3 separate regions of the Homo sapiens genome follow, and regions 1 and 2 are each linked to region 3. A link is a contact called in ENCODE Hi-C or POLR2A ChIA-PET data. All regions are on one chromosome and are shown on one strand. The core of a region is the stretch at or near the end of the contact, and the rest is flanking DNA. Distances in the headings are between cores, read along the strand shown.

Evidence for each region. A loop is a pair of places that touch in the nucleus more often than their neighbours do. ChIA-PET counts read pairs that join two places held with the same protein, here RNA polymerase II (POLR2A). Pooled maps may share reads with other maps.
Region 1: a pooled map shows a loop between it and region 3 (12-fold over the local background). The contact joins the promoter of RPL28 here to the promoter of KCNC3 in region 3. A Hi-C loop is called at or near these places in 2 of 50 pooled maps. POLR2A ChIA-PET finds 5 or more read pairs at or near these places in 2 of 52 experiments (A673 and WTC11).
Region 2: a pooled map shows a loop between it and region 3 (4-fold over the local background). The contact joins the promoter of UBE2S here to the promoter of KCNC3 in region 3. A Hi-C loop is called at or near these places in 1 of 50 pooled maps. POLR2A ChIA-PET finds 5 or more read pairs at or near these places in 2 of 52 experiments (HCT116 and WTC11).

Annotation. Positions count from the first base shown.
Region 1 is chr19:55,384,637-55,387,373 of GRCh38, forward strand. It overlaps RPL28 (ribosomal protein L28), which reads left to right and starts at 1,296. Exons shown (of 5, transcript NM_000991.5): 1 at 1,296-1,329; 2 at 1,714-1,802; 3 at 1,934-2,057. The coding sequence starts at 1,722. RefSeq lists enhancers at 1-218, 172-241, 272-341.
Region 2 is chr19:55,406,460-55,409,159 of GRCh38, forward strand. UBE2S (ubiquitin conjugating enzyme E2 S) reads right to left here and starts at 1,329. Exons shown (of 4, transcript NM_014501.3): 1 at 1,128-1,329; 2 at 356-503. The coding sequence starts at 1,130. LOC105372462 (a long non-coding RNA gene) reads left to right here and starts at 1,686. Exons shown (of 3, transcript XR_936075.3): 1 at 1,686-2,700. RefSeq lists enhancers at 792-1,305, 1,662-1,956, 1,978-2,087 and silencers at 958-1,427, 1,438-1,497, 1,508-1,557.
Region 3 is chr19:50,327,999-50,330,714 of GRCh38, forward strand. It overlaps KCNC3 (potassium voltage-gated channel subfamily C member 3), which reads right to left and starts at 1,379. Exons shown (of 5, transcript NM_004977.3): 1 at 215-1,379. The coding sequence starts at 1,084. LOC105372437 (a long non-coding RNA gene) reads left to right here and starts at 1,622. Exons shown (of 4, transcript XR_007067299.1): 1 at 1,622-1,797. RefSeq lists silencers at 242-331, 940-1,489, 1,570-1,629, 2,507-2,686, 2,700-2,716 and an enhancer at 1,094-1,388.

The DNA.
Region 1 (2,737 bases), core at 46-2,545, 5.1 Mb after region 3:
ACAAGGCCTTTAGACACCAAGGAGCTCTGGGACGCGAGAACCAGTAGTCGGGGTGATCTAAGAGGGGAAGCTCCGGGTTCCGCGGAAGCTGAGTTTCCTTCACTCAGCGCGTGTCTTCTGGGGTCTCCTGTGTTCAGCGAATGAAGCCACGGGCACAAGGACGGACGAGACCCATCAGGTCCAGAGCGCACCCGTGGAGGAAGCTGGGCGAACCCCGACTGTCCTATGGAGGATAGTCCTATGGACCAGACGAAGCCCCTGCCCCAAGGAGTGCCCGGGTGTAACCGCAAGTTAAGGAGCCCTGGGGAGGTGACACAGGCACCCTCATTCCTTTTGTTCAGTAGGAGTCTCTGAGGCCTCCCCAGCACCATGCCGCGTGGGTGAGGCCGAGGACACAGAGAAATATCAGGCAAGGCTCCTGCCCCCTTAGGGTGGCCCTGACAACGGATCATAACCTCCCAGGGAGCTGATGGGGTGTGACAGGCACACCATAGGCTGGAGGCACAGGTGGAGGGCAGGGAAGAGGACCGGCAAATCTATAGAATCCTAAAGGGAGCCAAGAGAAGCCACATGCAAATCTCCCTCCCTCCAAACAATTCTCCCTTAGAGGGCATCCGCGCTCCCCTGGGGTGGCAGTCAGCGAGAAGTTTCCGTGTAGGTTCTCCCCAGGCTTAAACAGTTTAAGAGTTTTATTTCAAGAAAACCCTGGGGAGGGCGAACTGCAAGAGGGCTGCCAGGATTAGCCGAGGGATTCCGAATGAAGACGGAGTATTTCCGAACATACACACCTCTCCCAAGAGCGTTTCCGGAGGGTTCCGAAAATACCCGAGCGGGCCTCGGCGCCCTCATTGGCCATCACCGCGAGGGCTTACGAAGACCGGAAATATCCAAAGGTGCCGGGGCTAGGCTTATATAGTTCACGCATTCACCAGTTCATTCATAAAACAAATGTTTGTTGAGCGCCCATCATATGCCAATCACAGTGACAAGTGCTGGGTGAGCAATACTGGAGAGATAACGCTGAGGTATGGGTCCCAGGACCTCTCGAATTGGAGCCACTCGGAAATCCAGCGGTAGAGTTTCGAAAACTTCCGAACGGTTCCCGGAATACGCTCTCGGCCCTCTAACCGAAGAGTTCCGAATATTCCCGAGCGTTGAGCGAATTTTCGGCGGAAGCAGCCGAACATCATCGAGCCGCCTCGGAGGTGGGGACCGACAACTCCTGTCGTGCCCGCCCGGAGAGGAAGCGGAAATGCGTGTACGGTATTAAAGGCGTCGCCTCGCCCCTCGCCTTCCTCTTTCCGTCTCAGGTCGCCGCTGCGAAGGGAGGTGAGCGTTCGTCTTCCTCGCGTGGTCGCCATCTCCGGCCCGCCGCGCACTCCCTCTCAGTCCTCTGCCTGCCTTCTCCCCTTGCGCCTCAAGGGTCATTGGCGGACCCCAACCCCTCCCCGTGAAGTCGTTGTGAATTTTCAAGTTATTTTCCCCTCACTCTCATTCGCCGCAGCTAGTCTCGGCTGCCTGAATTCGGTCCCGCCGCCTTAGGTCACTCAGTCCCGCCTGACAAGAGTTCTAGGTCGCTGTCTGCCCTCAGGGGTCTCCCATTCACCCAAGTTCCCAGTCGCTCTCTTCCTCTGCTGTCCGAGCGTGGCCCGTGGCCTAACGCTGCTTTAGTTCTCTGTGTCTGACGCTTTCCCTGTGCCCGTTTCCCCGCAGCCGCCGCCATGTCTGCGCATCTGCAATGGATGGTCGTGCGGAACTGCTCCAGTTTCCTGATCAAGAGGAATAAGCAGACCTACAGCACTGTAAGTGGGGCCCGGATGCGTGGCTCCTGCGGGAGGAGGGTCCTGAGTCTCTTGACTCTGGGTCAGAGGGCGGGACCTTCGCATGTCTCCGGGTCCCTTATTCACGATGCCTTGTGCCGCCTCCTTCCCAGGAGCCCAATAACTTGAAGGCCCGCAATTCCTTCCGCTACAACGGACTGATTCACCGCAAGACTGTGGGCGTGGAGCCGGCAGCCGACGGCAAAGGTGTCGTGGTGGTCATTAAGCGGAGATCCGGTGAGTTTTGTCTGGTTTGGGCCAGAGAGCGGCCCCTTTCCCGGGTCTGGGAGCTGTGATTTTTTACTGTCAGGCAGGAAGAGCGGTAACTGCCATCGCGGCGGGCATCCCTGGCGCCAGGGTGTTGGTCTGGGTACCGGCTTCCCTCTCGGCCGACTTGTCAGCTCTGTGAGCCGCGCGCGTCTGAGCCCGTGTCCTCACCTGTAAAGTGGAGAAATGAAAAAGGACCTGAACTTCCTCGGTGGTTGTTGAGAGTTAAGGCACGGGGTTGATGTTTTCAGATGAAATTCTCAAAGCAAGTCAGGGTGGGGATGGATGGTTTCATCCCACAGGTGGGAAGATTGAGGCACAACAGGGGAGGGGCCCTCGCTACCACACTTAGGAGGGGACAGGCTGGGTTGGTTGCAGCCATTTGATTCCCATTTTGCCTGTGTAGGTTAGAGAAGAGGTCTTGGGGACCCCACTCCATACATTGTGCTGTCAGGTGCAGGCCTTTTTGGGGATTCCCTGAATGTTCGTGTGAGTCGGGGGTCTCTAATGGAGGAGTCCAGCTTCACATGTGTTCTTGACAGGGCTGTATTTTCTTTTTAGAGTGAGTTTTTCTCAGGTCCTTGATTGGAACTGCCTCAGAGCCAAGGGTCCTTTTACTCAGTGGCAGCAACAAACGCAGTCTGTTGGCT
Region 2 (2,700 bases), core at 79-2,578, 5.1 Mb after region 3:
TCACCTGGCCCACCCTCCCAGGCCCTTGCTGACACCATTCCCACCACCTGGAGCTCTCTTCCCATTCCTACTTAATTCCTACCCACCCTCAGGTCCAGGGAAGCCATGTCTGAAAGCCTTGCTTCAAATCTAGAGTACCGTCCCATGATATACTAACTCAATGACCAGATATTTCTCAACCCTTGTGGGAAAAGAGTACATAATTGTCATTTGTGGCGTCCTGCCCTGTCCACCAATGCATCCCAACACCTGACACGAGGCCAGCCTGTAATGGGTACTTCCCGCTAGGGTGATCTAGAGCAGGGTGATGGAGGATCTAAGCAGCAGCCCCTTCTCTTTTTCCTTCCAAACTCACCAGGGCCCTCGATGGTGACCTGGAGGTCGGTGAGGTCCTCCTCGTTGGGAAAGACCTTGATGCCATCGGGTGGGTCTGCGGTCAGTGTCGTCACCTCCTTGTACACCAGGCGGATGATGTGCGGGGGTAGGTTCTCCACGTTGGAGTTCTGGGCACGGATGGGAGAGCAGGGTGAGCGAGTGTTAAGAGCTGGGCTTCCCGCAGGGCCTAAAGATGCTGAGACTGCCCAAGTCTTGACTCAGTGGCCCCAGGCTGTCAATCACCCTTGAACTCCCAGACCCTCACCCAGGATGCTTCAGGCCATCAGCCCAGGCAGAGTTTCCAACAGAAATGGGGGCGGGTTCACGGGGGGGCTTGCAGATAACTCCACCCACCCCAGAACCCCCCCCCCAAAGCCCGCTCCTAACCCTGCTTGGTCCCCAGTGGTTCCACGTAGGCCAGAGATCTACTCTCTCCCCCTTCTCCACTAATTTTTGGTTAGAGCATCCTTGAAACCCCGGCTCAGGTCTGGAGATGGCGGCGGGGCGTCCTTGCTCCTGGTAACACCCATGGGCGGGCCGCAAAGCGCCCGGAGCCCTCGCCGCCAGGGAGACTGCGGGCCGCCCGAGCTCCTGCTCCGCCTGCGGGAAGGCCCTCGGGCCCATCCCGGGTCAGGGACCCCCAGGCTGGCCCTCAAACCCCTCAAGGCCGCCCGTCGGAGGCCCCTGAGACTCCACCTCCTCCCTCAGGGACACCCCCGACCACCTTCATGGGCCTCATCGCCCGTGCTCACCATGGCTGCGGCCGGCCGGGGGCGGGTCCCCCCGGCCCCCTTCCTGCGTTCTTCGGTCCGCCGGCCGGGGCGGGGGGCCCAACTGCTGCCGCTGCGGCCCTGGAGAGGCCCCGGCGGCCCCGCTCCGCTCCCCGCTGCCTCCGACGTCCGCCGCGCACAGCGTAGACCAACCCGCCGCCCCGGTGCCCGGCAGCACTGAGCCGGCCGCGCGCGCACCACTGCCTCTTTATAACCGCCCGCAGGCCACGCCCTCCGCGGCCCCTCAGCTCCGAGCCTCAACCGTGACGTCAGCGCGCACGTTCCTTGGTTTTCGACGCGCTCGCTCCCTTCCCCGCAAACTATGGTCAGAAGCGAGGGAAGTGGCGGAGAGGGCTGGGTAGCGGGCCGGCCAATGGGGGCCCGCGGGGGTCGGGAGGGTTCTCAAAGAACGGAGGGGCTGAAAAGGGGAAGAAGAGAGGAAGGGGGACGGGGAAGGCGACGCGGCCGCTGATTGGACCGTTTGAATGAGACGCCGCCACGGCCCGGCATACGCGCGGGCGCGCCCTGACGCTGAGGAAGTCGCGCACGCGACTAACGGTCTTCCTGGGGGCCGGAGCGTGGCGAGGGGAGGCGGGACTCGGGGTTTTAAACGCGTGATGGAAGGCGCTCGGGCCAATAGGGATGCGCTTTAGTGACTGGTGGGTCACGAGACTCGCATGGGCCAATGACTGATAGAGACCGGTCAGAGGGCGACCCAGTTTCGTGCAGATCAAACCGCTGCCAGCCAACGAAATCCGTTGATTTTTGTATATGCAAATGAAGTGTGCGCTGCCGCCCGCGCCCCCTCCTTTGAGCCGTGGTGGAGGTGGGCGCTGGAACTCCGACTACATTTTTCTATGAGGCGCCATTTTGTGCTGGAAATGCTCTTGGACCCACGTCCTGTATTGCTAAGGCTCAAAGATCAGTCAGAATGACCTTGAAGGCTTGGACAGCCTTGCACTCCGTGTGTGACCCCCACTCCTGCCAGGCTTCATCGAAGACGCCAGCCTCAGTTTCCTTATGTGACAAATGGGCACTGGGATCCGTTGTATTGCCAGGGAAAGAAGTCAGAGAGTGCCAAGACGGTTATTCACGGCATGGTTATGCCTATGACTGACCCATGGCCTCCAGCCACACCCGCCTTCTCTGGGACTCAGTTTCCCTCTCTAGGAAATGGACACATAGCTGCCTGGAAAAGGGACCATCTCCAGCCCTCAGTGTCAGTAAAAACGTCAGGCAATTGCTTGAGAACGGTGGCCAGAGCTCCCTGAGCAGGCCTTTTGGAGGGGCTTAGAGAGGAGGAGGGAATGCTGAAGTTGGCCTTCCTTTGCTCATCTGTGCAGTGCGGTCGCAGTGCCCTCTCGGTGTCTCTGCCAGTCTGTGCGTCCACAGCTCTTCTTAGTTTCTTGGCCTTTTTCAGCCATGGATGAGAGCATTAACATCTGGGCCTAATTTGGCCACAGGTACCTGAAAAGACCCCTGGCTACCAGCTTCCCCTCATGGGGCCTCAGCTTCTGAAGAAGGAATAAGGAAGGTGTGAAAGAAATCTACATGG
Region 3 (2,716 bases), core at 129-2,628:
AGGTTGGAGATCCGTCTTTGGAGGATCTGGGGGATGGCTGCGAGAGGGGGGTGTGTTCGGAGGAGCCCAGGAGACTCAGGATTGGGGAAGAGGCTTCTAGGAGACTGAGAAGCCTAGAGGGACCCGGAGGGTTGGAGCTGGGGCGCTCCTGGGAGACTGGGGGCGCCTGGAGAGGCGGGGGTGGGGTGGATGGGGGCCCCGAGAGCGCGCTCACCCTGGCAGCCCGCGACGAGTAGGGGTCCTCGAAGAGCGCCCACACGCGGGGCTGCCAGCGGCGCCACCATGTGCCGCCCGCGCCGCCCGCGCCCCCTGGCGGCCCCCCGGCGCCGCCGCCCGCGTCCTGGAAGCAGAGGCGCTTGAGCTCGCCGCCCGCTCCGTCCAGGCCGCCGCCGCCCGCGCCCGCCTCGTCGTCCAGGCCTCCGTCGTGGGCGCCTGCGGCGTTGGCGGCGTTGGCGGCGCCCGCGGGGTCGGGCGCCTCGAAGGAGTCGAGCGCCTCCTCAGCGTCGCGATGCTGCCGGTAGGTCATCCAGCAGCAGGCCTCCACGTCGGTCTCGTCGATGCCCCAGAAGCCGAGCTCCTCCTCAAACAGGGGCCCGCACACGTCGGCTGGGCAGTGCAGCTTGCCGGTGCGGTAGTAGTTGAGCACGTACGCGAAGACTCCCGGGTGCCGGTCAAAGAAGAACTCGTCGGCGCCCGGGTCGTAGTCGAAGCGTGCCGCCGCCTCGGGCTCCGTCAGGCCGGCCAGCCGCGTCCCCGGCAGGGTGCGCAGCGTCGAGCGGTACGTCTCATGGCGCACGCCGCCCACGTTGATCACGATCTTGCCGCTGTCGCCACCGCCGCCGCCGTGCCGCCCCATGGCCGCCGCCGGCAGCCCGGGGCATGGCTCGGCGCGCCGGTCCCCGGGCCCGCGGGGTGCCGGGGGGCCCGCCGGGGACGCGGCGGGGCCGGGCTGCGCAGGCTGCTGCTGCTGCGGCGGCAGCGGTGGCGGCGGCGGGGACTCGGGCGGCTGCGGCGGTGGCGCCGGCTGCTGCTTGCTGGCCCCCTGGCGCCCGCGGAAGGACGAGACGCAGACTGAGCTCAGCATTGGACGGGGGGCGGGGCGGGAGGGGCGGGGACGCAGGGGCGGGGACACGGGGGGAGAGACCGACGGGATTGGGTGGGAGGAGGAGCGAGGTAGCGGGGGCGTGGCTTAGGGGAGAGGAACCAAACTGATTGGCCTGGGGGAGGTGGGGCGGGGCTGTGGCTGGGAGGAGTGGGGCGGGCACTCTAACGCGACCCAGCTGGACGAGTCGGGGCCGCCAATGAGACGGAGCGATTGGCTCTTTCTAAGAGAGCAGGGAGGAGGGGCGGGGCGGGGCGTCAAGGGAGGCGGGACCGGTTACTACTAATTGTGTTCGGCAGCACTGGTAGCCAGGGGAAGGCGGGGCTAGATACGATAGAGAGAGACCTTACTGAACTGAAAAAAGTGCGGGCGGGGTAGAGGGAGGAGGGGACACATCCAAGCTATTTAAAGACGCCCGACTGGCCTGGAGGGGCGGGGCCACCATGAGAGAGGCCGTCCTGATTGGGCTGAGAAAGGGGCGGAGAGAAACAAAACAGATCGCACGCCCTCACCTAAAACACCGCTAGGCAGGACCTGGTGGGGAGGAGCATTGCTTGGAAGAGACAGGGCCGCAGAAAGTAGAAACGGTCCAGATGAGACTGCATGGGGCGGGAACTAGAGATGGAGGACTTTCCCGCGCAAGGGGGACAGGCTGGACTGAAAGAGGACACGGGAAGAACAAAGACTTAGACTCGGTGAGAAGGTGTTGAAACTTGAGAGAGTCCTGGAAACCCGAGAGGGTCTGGATAGGCCTAAGGGAGGGAGCGGGGCTGAGGCTCCAAGGCGGGCCTGGTTAGTCGGGGCTGGGCCCGGAGAATGAGTGTCCGGATGGATGAGTGGTACTGAGGAAGGTGAGTGGGGTCGACAAATAGAAAACGTCTTGAGGCAGGGCGCAGTGGCTCACGCCTGTAACGCCAGCACTTTGCGAGGCTGAGGTGGGTGGATCATTTGAGGTCAGGAGTTCGAGACCAGCCCGGCCAAAATGGTGAAGCCCCGCCTCTACTAAAAATACAAAAATTAGTCGGGCGTGGTTGTGGGTGCCTGTAGTCCCAGCTAGTCGGGAGGTTGAGGCAGGAGAATCGCTTGAACCTGGGAAGTAGAGGTTGCAATGAGTCGAGATCGCACCACTCCACTCCAGCCTGGGCGACAGAGCGAGACTCTGTGTCAAAAAATAAATAAATAAAAGAAAAAGAAAACGTCTTGAATGGGCGGTAGGAAAGAGAGACTAAGGAAGGAGCGGGGCTTGAGGGTCTTGAAAGCAACCAGGGTAGGCGAGGGCAGGGCAGGGCTAAGGGAGGGTAGAGGAACGGGAGAGGTGGATCCCAGGGGAACAATGAGACTACAAAGAGTACAAAGCTACTGGGCTGGATGGAGGGGAGGGACCTGGAACGGGGAGTCTTCGGGATCAGAAGACCTGGGAGAGGGCACTGCCTAAAGGTCACAGGGTCTCAAAGGGCGAGGCGAGAACTTCTAACGAACGCTACACCGCGGCGGACTGCAGATTGGAGGACCGAGGGTAGATGAGGACTGGTGAGGAGGGGGCACGCAAGGAGGCAGAGAGGACGGGAGAGGGGAGAGGCCAAAGCGCCAGGAAGCACCGTCAAGACTGAGGCA